Linked DNA regions of Homo sapiens: region 2 is linked to region 1. A link is a contact called in ENCODE Hi-C or POLR2A ChIA-PET data. All regions are on one chromosome and are shown on one strand. Each heading gives the region's core, a stretch centred on a gene start or an enhancer-like site at or near the end of the contact. The rest is flanking DNA. Distances are from core to core; before and after follow the strand shown. Region 1 holds the start of PCSK5 (proprotein convertase subtilisin/kexin type 5). Region 2 holds the start of GCNT1 (glucosaminyl (N-acetyl) transferase 1).

Region 1 (6,859 bases), core at 1,410-3,909:
CAGTCAGAGTAGCAGGTCTGAATCACTGCTTTGCCACTGTCTAGCTGGTCTCGGTTTCCTCATCTCCTGTGTGTGAGGTAATATTCACCAAACAAGGTTGTTTTGAGATTAAGAAAGAAGGGTATGTTCAAGAATTTATTCCTCCAAAAATGCCTGGTCATGTGTGAGATGTTCAATGTTAGCAGAACCCGAGATGAATCTCTGGAAAGATTAATAGTACTAGCTACTTTCAGTGCTAGCCTCCCCAGTTCCATTCCCAGGGCATAGGCAGTGCCCAACTTTAAGTTCATGTAAAAAGACCTGAACGGACTCAGTGTTTTCTTCCAGAGAAAAAGAAGCCAGTAGAATCCCAACGAGCCTTTAGAATGGAAATCTTCCGCAGATAACAGTCACTCAAGCAACAAAATCTGGCTGGCTTCCCTTACTTCCTTAGTTCCAGGGGCAGGAGGGAATACAAACCGTGCCCCTTGCCCTAGTCTCAGTTCTCCACAGGGCTGGCTTCTCTGGAATATGTCCTCCCTCTGGGCGGGCAAAGAGCAAGATCTTGTGCTCTTGCTCCTCTGAACACTCCCCGCACTCCCCAGCTCCTTCTAAACGCGGCGACAGCAGCTCTGCCTCCTCTCCAGGTGCCGCATCCCCCAGGCGGCGGGGAGGAGGGGCGGGGGGTGTCCCCGGGTTCCTGGGCGTGGAACGCAATGGCCTCAGAAACTGTCCGTACTCTCCCACTCCGCCGGCACCAGCCAGCACCTCCCTCTCCCTTCCCCCTGGCAGAGCACGCAGGGTGCGTGCACCCCGGGCAGTCCCCAAAGCGCGCCTGCTGGAAAGGCGCCATCCATCATCCTCACCTCCCATTCCAGCGGATTCTCGCCTGAGCCCAGCCAGGGCCCGCCCCTCCGGCCAACCCCAAAGATGCTTGCGGTGTGTATGTGGAGGGGGGTACTTTCTGGGACCCACTTTCATAGCCCTCTCTACCCCCATTTCTCGCAGGGGTGTCGGGGGAAGAGAACCAGAAAGCCAAGACCACTGAACCCGGAGTACTTCCAAATCTGTTACGCTTCCAATCATCCTCATAGCATCACCTTAGTTTATGGGCATTTCTCCCTAGCAGGAGAGCTCTGCCAAAAGCCCGAGAGCGGCACCCCACAAAAACCCCGCGCCCCTGCTGCCTGCCCAACTCTCGCCCCACGGCGCAACCTCCCGGCCCGGCACCTTCCGTCCCGGGGTAAGACTCCTCGTTTTCCCGGAGCGGAACCCAGCCAGCCGGTTTCGGAAGTTTCCCACCTCCCCACTACAACTCCCTTCCGGGAGCCCCCACGCGGACCTCGCTTAAGGCGAGAAAGCCTAGAGGTCTCCCCTAAATCTGCACTCACACCGGGGCCGGCCCCCTCTTCCCTCCCCCTCCTTTCTCCTCCCTTCCAGCTCCAGTCCCCGCGCCTCCGGAGTCTCCAGCGCCAGAGGTTCTCTCGCCCAAGAGGAAACTTCTTTCTGGGCTAAATTCAGGTCCGAGCAGGAAAGGCTTTCCCTTCCCCGCAGGCATCAGAGGCGCGCTCACCCCCTATCCCCCAAAAGACCTAATTTCCCCCTCTCCCCACGATCACCCTCTCTGAGACTGCCTCAGATTACTAGTGCTACTCGACTTTTCAGGTCAAAAGGTCCAGCCGTCTCTGAAGCCACCACGGGGGCACTCTGGATTTTTCCCGAGACCCTACCAGTCCCGCGTGGCTTGGAAAAGACAAGTAAACAAAACACGGACCCGGCAACTCTGGGGTGTGTGTGTGTGTGTGTGTGTGTGTGTGTGTGCGTACGCGCGCGCGCGCAGGAGACAGAGCATCGCCCAAGAGTTAGGGCAACAGCTGCTAGAGCACATCTGGAAGAGGGGGAGGGGGTTCCACGCAGAGGGGACAAGAAGCCCCCAGTGGCTTCAGGGCCGAGGGCTGGGCTAGCCTGTAGTTCGTTACCTGTCCTATGTTGATGAATCCGTACTTGCTGGCGATACGGTTGGCCTCCGGGAAGCCCCCGGCGATTTTGACTGCCCAGTGGTTGGTGTAGACGCGCGTCCGACACACGGGGAGCAGGCAGCCCCCGAGCAGCGCCAGCACGCACAGCAGGTCCAAACGTCCCGGGCAGCAGCAGCGGCTCCCCCAGCCCATGGTCCCGGCGCCTCGCTGCTCCCTCGCTCGCTGGCTGGTTCCGCGCACTAAGGGCGCGCACAACTAACTTCTCCGGCCTGCGCCGCCCGGCGAGCAGCCCCGGGCCGCCGCAGCTCGCAGCCCCGGGCGATCGGCAGGAGGCGGCTAGCCCCGGCAGGGAGCAGAGCAGCGAGCCTTACGCCGGCTCCTAGACCATCCCTGGGGCTGCCGGGACCTGTGCTCCCAGCTCTCCGGCCCGTGGGGCGCTCGGCGATGCTCCCCGGCTCGGACGCAGGAGGAGGCTGAGTGGGGCGGGCGTCCTCCGCAGTTGGGTTTCGCCCGGCTTGGCTCCCGGACTCTCCGACTCGGTCTCGCTCCTCCCGGGGCCCCCGAGCGCGGCGGAGATGACCAGCGGGAGCGGTACAGGCAGCGACCGGGCGCCCCCTCTGCTGGCCCGGGCTCCAAACGCTCGCTTGCTCGCTCCCAGCGCTCCCTCCGGCTCCGAGCAGCGCGCGAGGATTCTGAGTGGCAATGGCAGCAGCTCCTGCTCTGCATAAATGACTTCCCCCGCCCCCCTTAACACCCCTCCTTTCCCACATCGCCCTCCTCCTCTCCCTCCTCCGCCCTCTTGAAAGCGGCCGCAGCCAGGCGCTGACGAGGTCCTAGCGCCTCCGGGTTCGCCCAGCTGTAACCTCCAGGGTTCCGGGCAGTAAAGGCAAGTCTTTCCAAAGGACTGAGAAGAGCGCTCCGAGATCGTGGTTTTACTCCCTTCTCTTCCCTCCCTGCTGGATTTGTATGAATTTACCGCCACTTCCCGAAAGACTAAAGAAATTTACACGCCGGTGCGAATTAACCGCCCTGAAGATTCATTCATCCTCGTTCTAAACGTCCTTAAATAACTAGGCATTTAAGGAGGTCACTTACGTGTCAATTGCCGAACAAATAACTCGAGATTTTCACTTCGTTAATTCTTCATGCTTTTCAGCAGCTGTTTATTTTACACTTTCTGCTCCCGGGAGAAGCTACCACACAGGACAGTAAGTCGCATCGACTCCTAGAATTGGCTCGAAAGCCAAGTCTGTTGCCTGCTCACTTTCGAAATCTGCGATACTAGGCAACGCCACGGGAGAGTACAATTCCGGCCTTGGAAGTGAGGAAAGATGTTTCTATGAATATTTGGTGTGCTAGTGGATGGACATGTTGGGCCAAGGAAATAACTCCATTCATTTGTTGGATTGCGTCTGACGAGGGCTTCTTTTTCTCCACCAAGGGAAAAGTTTCCCAACTTTTCCAAGCACAGTCCTGTAACAGTGAAAGACTTTAATATGAAAAAGACCACAGAGGAAGTTCAGATGAGATATGTGGCGGCGTCACCTTCATTACTCTATCATGCACTGTGACTGCAGCAGGCAGGAGGGAGCTCAAATTAACCCTCTTCTCGCTTCTCCTTTACAACCTCCCTGCCTTCCTGGAGCGGGGGTGGGGCACAGGGTGATTTACTGTGACAAGAAAAATTATCCCGTATGAAATAATTCAACTGACTTTAAAAGTATTCACTATATCCCTAACTGTCCTCCTTTCTCTCCTCCTACCATGCCCTATTTCTTTCTTCCTGTTAATTTAAATGTGTTTGAGATTAATTAACTCATCCCACCTATAGCTTTTGGTACTGATTTTTTAAAATCTGAAAGATACCTGCAGACTTAAAATTCCACTAGTACCTTTGAGCATAGCATTTGACATTTTACATATTGTATAAGGTATGCTATATTATTTAATCTTGAAAACAAACCCACAAAATAACATCATCCCCACATTATAGCTGAAGAAATAGAAGATCAGAAGAACTAAAACATGTGCAGAAGTGTATGTATTTTATTCGTTTATTTATTTGACTGATTCAACACATCTGTTTTGAGCACCTAGCATGTGCAATGAATTGTGCTGTACACTGGAGAAAGGGGAAGGGGGAGGCACAAAAAATTAGTGGAATTCAGAATCTCTGAATACTGTAGAGTAAATGTGGTTTATTATTGAAGGTATGTATGTATGTATGTATGTATGTATGTATGTATGTATGTATGTATGTATTTTTGAGACAGAGTCTCGCTCTGTCGCCCAGGCTGGAGTGCAGTGGTGTGATCTTGGCTCACTGCAGCCTTCGCCTCCCGGATTCAAGCGATTCTCCTGCCTCAGCCTCCCCGAGTAGCTGGGATTACAGGCTGGCTAATTTTTGTATTTTTAGTAGAGACAGGGTTGGCTGGTCTCGAACTCCTGATCTCAAATGCTCTGCCTGCCTTGGCCTCGCAAAGTGCTGGGATTACAGGCATGATCCACCATGCCCGTCCTATTATTATTATTATTATTATTATTATTTATTTATTTATTTTTTTGAGACGGAGTGTCGCTCTGTTGCCCAGGCTGGAGTGCAGTGGCGCGATCTCGGCTCACCGCAAGCTCCGCCTCCCGGGTTCACGCCATTCTCCTGCCTCAGCCTCCCGAGCAGCTGGGACTACAGGCGCCCGCCACCAGGCCTGGCTAATTTTTTTGTATTTTCAGTAGAGACGGGGTTTCACTGTGTTAGCCAGGATGGTCTCGATCTCCTGACCTTGTGATCCGCCCGCCTCGGCCTCCCAAAGTTCTAGGATTACAGGCGTGAGCCACCGCTCCCGGCCCTATTATTATTATTTTTAAGAGGAAAACATAAGCACTATGCTTGTGCTTTAGAGTTTTGGTACAGTCTCCCTGCTAGCCAGTCCCTGTAGACACATCTCTTCCTGCTTCCCTAGCCATGGAGTCCGAAAGCTCACAATCTATTACAACACTGTTAACTCTGACAATCTGCATCTATGCATAGGGACATTGGATTACCCCTCTTGAAGATGGTAAATTTCAGATGGGATAAGACTTCAGTCAAGGTCCACATCTCAATACACATATAAGGGACAGTCAATCTCTCTTTTTTTTTTTTTAATTCAGAATTGTGGGCATTTCAGGTAGGAGGAAGGACCTGTCTCACCGTGATCCACAGAAGGGTTGCCACTACATAAGGTACTTTGTAACAAGTTTGAAGGATGCCGTACGGGTTTCTCTCTGGGACTCTGGAGCTGTTAATTGTTTAGGACTACAAAGGCAGCACAAAATGCTTCTCTTTCAAAGCCTTGTTGTCTCTGGGCTTCAAATTCTGAATGAAATGGAGAGGAATCACTGCACCCGGTTTTCTGGAGCCTGGAGATTTTTTTCTTGGGGTGGAAAAATTGATCATTAATATTTTTTTCTCCATGGTGTCTTTCTCTTTTTCTTTCCACTAGCACTCTTTCCTTCTGTGAGCATGCCCTGGTTGGCACACACAAATGTAACATTCACTGCATTGAACATGAGAGAAAATTGGAAAATGAGGTAGGAAGTGGGCAAACCACTTTTCTGCTTTGTAAACTAATCCCTGGGCCAGCATTTAAACTTACTCAAAGGGCATATTCTTTCATTTCAATGCATATATATTTTAAAGGGAAAAACCTAGCCCTGTTTTTTTTTTAAAAAATGAGTTGAACCCTCATTCATCTGTTAAATCAAATGTATGGATGTAGACTCATTCCTCTTACTATCCATAGCTTTTGCAGTTATATCACAGTTCCATTATAAGTCCATTCTCAAAAAGTGTGATTCTTAAACCTAAATGATATCAAAGAAGTCCCACTTCCATTGATGAATAGACATATTCTGCTTCCTCCTTTGGGATCTACTTTAACGATCTCATTAGCTTCCTTGGATAGAGCCTTGTTGGCCAAGAAGGAAGCTTGCAGATAAGCACCAATAGCAACAGCAAAGAATCTGTCATATTTCATGACCTTATGCTCTGATGGTTATGACAGTCAATTCTATTACAAATGTCTCAGTAGCCAAAGGAAGGAGGAACTGATAGACTAGTAGTGGTTGATAGAAAACCATTCCTAACATTGTAAAGAAGCAAAAATCCAAGTCTTGCATGAGTGTTTTCTTTTTGTATGCGAAGAACAGAACTGCAAGATTTGCCCCTGGACTCTTCCTCTGTAAAATGCCATATGGCAGATAACCAGGCAGTTTTCAGTTTTACGCTGCCTTATACTTTGCAACATATTACTTGATAATGAGGCCCCACTAGTGTTTGGCCTGTCTGCCAAAGTCCCTTAAATCTCTAAAAGAAAACTTCGCTGAAATGCAATGAACAGAAAGAAATCTAAGCAGTTTAATGGAAGAAGAGAAAAAGAACTCCATAAGGACCCATCTTGAAACTCTGCAAACTGAAATTATTCTGGGAAGAGTTTGCCTTATGAGACACCTTATTTCTTCCTCTGCTATATCCAATGCCAGAAATTAACCTCTAAGATCTCTTATAACCTGAGATTCTGTGAATCAATAATAAATTGGTAATGGGCTGTTTGGAGCTGACCAGTGTGAGAAAAAAAATGCCTCTGAACATTTCACTGCCAATTAGAAGAGTTACCAACTCTATGGTATGCTAGTATATCAGATTGAGAATTGGTGTGAAAGTTCCCAAAATTTAATAATGCTAATAATGATAAATTACTAGTTAACCCTTGAACAACTTGGATTTGAACTACACAGGTCCATTTATGCAGATTTTCTTCAAAAAATACATCGTACTTTTTTTGGAGATTGCCACAATTTAAAATAACTCTCAGACAAACCATGTAGCTTAGATATATTGAAAAAAATTAAGAAAAAGTGCC
Region 2 (6,859 bases), core at 3,092-5,591, 570 kb before region 1:
TGACCAAATACATGCAGACTCCTCATTGGAAACAGAAGAACAATCAAGGAAGCAGAAACTCCAGGTGCCTAGTGGCAGCAGTAACATTTCACGGTTTAGATTTGCATTTGTGACCACAACCTTACTCTTAGCTATGAATAAAGAGTTTCACCAGGGCCAGCTCATGGGTGGGCAACCAACGCAGTCACACTGGGCCGTGCTTGGCTTAATGCTCTGTGGTCACCATGTTCAAATTCTTAATTTTTTTAACAAGGGGCCCCACAAATTATGTAGCCAGTCCTGAGTTTTACAAATTAGTTTGATTTCTGGAAGGGAACAGTGGATAGCTAATCCCCAGCTAAGGAGGCATCCTCCATAATCAAGGTTGTTTTCAACCTCCCTGAGCACATGTAAGTCCTAAGAAAGAGGGTTACATTTCTAGGACATGTTTTCTTCTGATATAAATTATATCATACATTATGTAGCGCTCCCTTTGAGAAAGTCGAGATTTTTCAGATTACAGAAATACACAGCAGTCTTCGTTTTATTGCTGTTAGCTAAAAAGAGGTTAATTTTTCTTAAAACTAAATTCTACTTAAAACTACCGTAGAATTCCTTTTTCATTTTCAACTTTTTAAACTTTATGAAATTTAACAAATACACTGAACGCTTGAAATTTCTTTGGAGATAGAAACTGGCAGGGCATGCTTCTCAGAATAGGAAAAAGAAAAAAAAAGAAACTGGCAGGACACATTGGCCATTCACAAAGAACACTGGTTTAGTTATCTTTATGATAAAGGTGTTTCAAGGCGTCAGATGTTTAAATTTACAAATAGCTTCTCTAGTCCTGAAGAGTTTCAAGTTAATTGTTAAGCTTATAAATGTTTAGACCATCTCAGAAACATTTAGACCATCTTAAATATAGGTTCATTTTGTTCCTCAACCAAAGATGACTTTGTTCTCCGGGGAACATTTGCCTATGTCTGGAGACATTTGGGGTCATTTAACTGCAGGGAGGGTGCACTGGCATTTAGTAGGTAGAGGCCAGAGATGCTGCTAAACATCCTGCAATGCACAGGACAGCCCCCACAACAGAATTTAACTGGCCAAAAATGGCAAAAGTGCCACAATTGAGAAAGGCTGGTCTAAACATATATGGCATTTGCCTCAGATAGGAAACGTGACAGCACTAAGCCACAAATCCAGTGACAAAGCCAAGAATACAGACAGTCTCCACAAGAAACACATATGGTTATATGAACAGTCATTTGGGAACTCCCTTTTTAAGACAGGGAGTTAGACATTTGACATACTGACCTGGAACCATGAATACATTTCTCATTAGAATAAATAAAAATAGTGACAAGAGTCCTTGGTTGGCTCTATAAAAAAAAAAAAAATACAGTATAGCTGAAATACCACACACTTCATAGAAAACAGAATTTGACAGTCAGAAGGGATCATTTCCAGTAGTAATTTCTGTTTTCTACCACTTCATTTCATGAAAAATGTACAATATCTACATCACAGTTCAGAATTTTCCATTCATCGGAGAATATAATCACCGTGTACAGTAGCAGTTTTTAAGGCAGAGTTTTGCAAACAGATGATGCATGAAACAAATTTGATTTTATTCTTTGTGGGATTTTTGTTTTGAGACGGAGCTTCACTCTGTCGTCCAGGCTTGAGTGCAGTGGCACGATCCCTGCTCATCCTAACCTCCGCCTCCCGGGTTCAAGCAATTATCCTGCCTCAGCCTCCTGAGTAGCTAGGATTACAGGTGCCCACCACCACACCTGGCTAATTTTTGAATATTTTTGTAGAGATGGGGTTTTGCCATGTTGGTCAGGCTGGTCTTGAACTCCTGACCTCAAGTGATCCACCTGCCTCAGCCTCCCAAAATGTTGGGATTACAGGTGTGAGCCACCATGCCCAGGCTCTTTGTGTGTGTTTTTTTTTTTGAGACAGACTCTCGCTCTGTCACCCAGGCTGGAGTGCAGTGGTGCAATCTCGGCTCACTGCAACCTCCGCCTCCCGGGTTCAAGCAATTCTCCGTCTCAGCCTCCCGAGTAGCTGGGATTACAGGCGCCTAGCCACCACGCCCAGCTAATTTTTGAATTTTTAGTAGAGACACCATCTTGGCCAGGCTGGTCTTGAACTCCTGACCTCGTGATCCACCCGCCTGGGCCTCCCAAAGTGCCGGGATTACAGGTGTGAGCCACTGCGCCCGGCCCTCTTTGTGTTCTAAAAAGGAAAAAATATGAGCCAATATTTAAAATCAGGCTTTACATTTTTTATTTTTAAGTAAAAGTTCTCAGCTATTCGTGGAAAAAAAAAAAAAAAAAAAAAGCTGCCTACACTGTATGGCTGAATGGGAATTCCTGCATGGATACTCGGTGGAAATGGCCAATATCCACCCAGCCTTAGCAGGTTCCTCTGCAGTCACCTGGGCCCAACCAAGCACTCTTGTGCATTACCTGTTTAGTCCATGTGGATAAAGTGGATTTTGTGATCCCAGTTTTAGGGAAAAACGTTTTTCTTACTGTTAAGCAATTCAATTACAAACGGAAAAGGAGTAACTCCTTAAAAAGTGAGTGGAAGCATTGCTATCATTAATCAAGAATGAACTATAATTAATGAAGGATAGAATCTAGTACAAACTTGGGGCCAAGGCTAAGGAGATCCTTTACAGGGCCAAGTTGAAGGACGGGCAGAGGAGGTGGCAGTGACCGTCAAACCCTCATCATGAAATGGAAAAAATATCAACCTCTCGGCCAATAAAACTTTTTAAAAGTAAATTCATAGTTTGGTATATTGTATTTTAAAATAAAGGAGTTTGCCATTTCTAAGAAATCAGTTTCCCAAAACTACCATTTTAAGGGCCCGAAAAAAATTCCTTTAAGAAAAAGCAGGTATCTACACAGTCTGAGTTTTCCTCCCTGCTAGAACTGAAATCTGTTACGAAAGCCTCCAGCAGGGGGGCCTGCCTGGAATTGCCTAAGCTCCTAGCAGGTAATTTACACTGATCTTTAAAAACTACTAAGCCCTCCTCCTCCCCTCTATAAAACAAACCGGCCTTTCAGAACAGCTCTGGAAGGGGGGCAGAATGCCAGACGAAGAGACAACTTCCAGACCACGTCTCTCACCTCCCACCCATCAAATTCAGCCCACAAAAAGCTGTGGCCGCATTCTCATCTCAAGGCACCACGGCTTTCTTTGAACACCATATATCTTCCCAATTGGCCTCTTGCCCCATTATGTGTAAAAAACCGACTCTCTTTTCTGCAGAAAGAAATAACAAGGCAAAGGGTGTACAGGGCAACGTTTATATGCATCTACAGCATGCCAGGTGCCTACAGAACCTACCTCGGCCTAGGCGGTCCGTGCCCTAGCCGGGATCTGCAGGCGCCCTCATCCACGCTGGGAGACGGGAAGAGGAGAGGGAGGCGTGACAGGCGAGGGTGCCTGTGCTGCGCAGAAAGCGCTGCCAGGAGAAAAGAAGCAGTGAGCAAGGGCTTCTTCCATTTCAAAAACCTAATAACCAAAACTTGGAGGAATCTGCCTGAGATACTTAAAAAAAAGAGGAAAGAGAAACCTAGGAGGGGGTAAAATGCTTTTAAGACGAATCACTTGTTTTCGTAATAGACCCTGCGCGCGAGTTTCCTAGACTGCCGCGAGAAGAAGGAAAGCGAGGGAGCAGGAAAGGAGAGGCTTCGGAGCCCCTAAACTAACGTCTCTTTTCTTATTAGTAATAGTTTGCTCCAGGGTGAGTCATTTATTATCCTAGCGTTGGCCTCTTTATCAGTAAAGTAGGGGTGAAAATGCATCTTAGCCGGGCTGGCGTTAGGATTCAATGAAGTTAAATGAAGTTAAGCCCCTGGCACCCATGGGATGGCAGCGAGTCTGTTCGTTCCCTGCCTATCCACGCCCGCAGCCAACCCCTCCGACATCTAAGCTACACGGACCAGGGGCAAGAGGCCAGAAAGTGACTTTCAGGGGACACGGGGCACCGGCGTCCCAGCCCCACTGAGCGGACGGAAAATGAAGGTGGAAGGAAGAGGCGCCGCTCCATTCCGGTCCCGGGCGCACCCCGGTTCTGCTTCCTCCTCCGCGGGGGAGCCCAGCCCGCCCGGGGCCACGGGGCACTGGCTGAGAGCCGGCTCCCTCCCACCCATCCTTCTCAGCCTTCCCCCACCGCCGGGCGGCCGAGCAGGGGAACACGAGGGAGAGCCGGTTACCTGGAGTGGGCGTCTGACCCCGGAGTCTCAGGAGGATGCCCAGCCGCTCCTGCTCCACCAAGCTCCCGCCCCGCGCCGCGCTCTAGGCGCTCCGGAGCTGCGCCTGCAGCCCTCACACCAGCGTGGCCCGCCCCGGGGCCGCCCCCAGAGGCCCCGCCTTTCTAGGCCCCGCCCACCACGTCCCCGCCTCGCCCACCTGCGCGAGCTCGGGGCTGGGGACTTGCTGCGGACTCGCGGTTCCCGCCTACAGGCGAGGGCGCCCTCTGGGCACTGACGTGGTCTGGGAGTAGCGCTGCGATCCTAGTGCTTCCTCGCTCCTCTTCCTCACTGTGCTCTGATTCTTAAGAGGTGTGTGAGCGGCGTCTTTTTAAACATTTTATGCCTCCCTTCCTCGAAAGCAGGAAACTCGAGAAATGCTGCCTTTTCTGATTTTAAACATGAAAATATGTTACAGAACAACAATAAAATTAAATTCCAAGGTTCTCGATATGTAAAGTTTAGAGATAACCATGTAGGTGTTTTTTTCTCTCCCCTAACGAACCTTGCTTCCTAAATTTAGCATTTAAGAACTCATTACATTCATGTGTATTTCCACATAAAAATTAAGATCAAATTAAACTGTGGAACAATCCACAGTGCTGTGGAAAGTAGGAAAAAACCTTCCCCGCCCTTATAGCACAGATCTTTGTGTCAGTTATAAAAGTTGACACAGTTCTCTTTGTAACAAGGGGAATATTGTGTCTGTGTCTTCTTTCGTTGGATTTTTAGCTCCTAGAAAACAGAACGAGGTCTTATTTGTTTCCATGTTGTTTAAAAAAAATTCTGGCCGGGCGCGGTGGCTCACGCCTGTAATCCCAGCACTTTGGGAGGCCGAGGCGGGCGGATCACCAGGTCAGGAGATCGAGACCATCCTGGCTAACATGGTGAAACCGCGTCTCTACTAAATATACAAAAAATTAGCCAGGCGTGGTGGCGGGCGCCTGTAGTCCCAGCTACTCGGGAGGCTGAGTCAGGAGAATGGCGTGAACCCGGGAGGCGGAGCTTGCAGTGAGCCGAGATCGTGTCACTGCACTCCAGCCTGGGCAACAGAGCGAGACTCCATCTCAAAAAAAAAAAAAAAAAAAAAAAAATCCAACTCAGAGGCCATTAGACTGTGATATGTTTGACACTTGCCTGATTTGTCAACAAAAATTAACATAAGATGATGGTATAGAGGAAGAAAGACTTCCCCTCTACTCTCTGAGGCTTGGATAACTAAGTCTATGAAATAAATTGACTGCAGGTAGATTAACAAGAGAAAAAGTACACAGATTTCGTGTAGGGGGTATCACAGAAAAGAAAAACTAATATTCCCTCTGCCTCCCCCAACAAAAACTGAGATTTTAGGAGCTTGTGTATCCTCTTCATTGGGGAGGGACAATTTAGGGGAGAGGAAATGATTTTGGGAAAAACTCCTGAACTCCTTCAATGGCTAGCTTTGTTTAATATCTCATGAAATTTTTCATGAGCAATTCAAGCATAATTGTTAAGAGCAAGTAGATTAGGTAAATGTAAATGGAATAAAAGTTTATAAACTTTTAAAAATAATTTGTTTTATAAAATTTGTCTACTTAAAAATAGTTTTAAAAATCTTTTTTGGTGACTTGAAATTTCGAACATATTAAATTAAGTAATAGATATTCATTAAATGTCTGAGTCATTTGTAAGTTAAAATACTGACATGTTAATTGCTAAACATAAGTTTAAAGTATAGCCGGGGCTGGGCACAGTGGCTCATGCCTGTAATTCCAGCACTTTGGGAGGCCGAGGTGGGTGGATCACCTGAAGTCAGGAGTTTGAGTCCAGCCTGGCCAACATACCAAAACCCCGTCTCTACTAAAAATACAAAAATTAGCCAGCTGCGGTGGCGTGTGCCTGCAGTCCCAGCTACTCAGGAGGCTGAGGCATGAGAATCGCTTGAACCCGGGAGGTGGAGGTTGCAGTGAGCTGAGATCGTGCCACTGCACTCTGGCCTGCGTGACAAAGCAAGGCTCCATCTCAAAAATAAATAAATTAATTAATTAAAAATAAAATATAGCTGGCTGTTTGCAATGGCTCACGCTTGTAATTCCAACACTTTAGGAAGCCGAGGTACAAGTATCACTTGAGCCTGGGAGTTTGAGATCAGCCTGGGCAGCATAGCCAGACCTCACCTCTACAAAATAAAAATAGATAAATTAACCAGGGGTGGTGGCCAAGCAATAGATTTATGAATTAACTTTTGGAATATATCTTGTTTGTCAGTTGGATACTGCCTGTATACCATAAGTGTAATCCATTTTGTTTGTGTATGTGACAGGGTCTCACTCTGTTACTCAGGCTGGAGCACAGTGGCGCAATCACAGCTCACTGCAGCCTCAACTTACCCCTGCTCAGGTGATTCTCTCACCTCAACCTCCCAAGTAGCTGGGACTACAGGTGTGTGCCACCATGCCCGGTAATTTTTTGGTATTTTTTGTAGAGATAGGGTTTCACCATGTTGCCCAGGCTGGGTTTGAACTCCCACGCTCAAGCGATCCACCCACCTCAGTCTCCCATAATGCTGGGATTACAGGTGTGAGCCACCTTGCCCAGCCCACTTATTTTTAATGCCTGCAATAACA

What was found. A loop is a pair of places that touch in the nucleus more often than their neighbours do. ChIA-PET counts read pairs that join two places held with the same protein, here RNA polymerase II (POLR2A). Pooled maps may share reads with other maps.
Region 2: a map of endothelial cell of umbilical vein shows a loop between it and region 1 (5-fold over the local background). The contact joins the promoter of GCNT1 here to the promoter of PCSK5 in region 1. A Hi-C loop is called at or near these places in 4 of 168 maps with a recorded cell type or tissue (CD8-positive, alpha-beta T cell, endothelial cell of umbilical vein and naive thymus-derived CD4-positive, alpha-beta T cell) and 7 of 50 pooled maps. POLR2A ChIA-PET finds 5 or more read pairs at or near these places in 2 of 52 experiments (H1 and activated T-cell).

The regions. Positions count from the first base shown.
Region 1 is chr9:75,886,473-75,893,331 of GRCh38, reverse strand. It overlaps PCSK5 (proprotein convertase subtilisin/kexin type 5), which reads right to left and starts at 2,659. Exons shown (of 38, transcript NM_001372043.1): 1 at 1,959-2,659. The coding sequence starts at 2,150.
Region 2 is chr9:76,456,664-76,463,522 of GRCh38, reverse strand. GCNT1 (glucosaminyl (N-acetyl) transferase 1) reads right to left here and starts at 4,341. Exons shown (of 4, transcript NM_001490.5): 1 at 4,218-4,341; 2 at 3,346-3,463. RefSeq lists silencers at 71-120, 2,957-3,026, 4,017-4,556 and an enhancer at 3,297-3,406.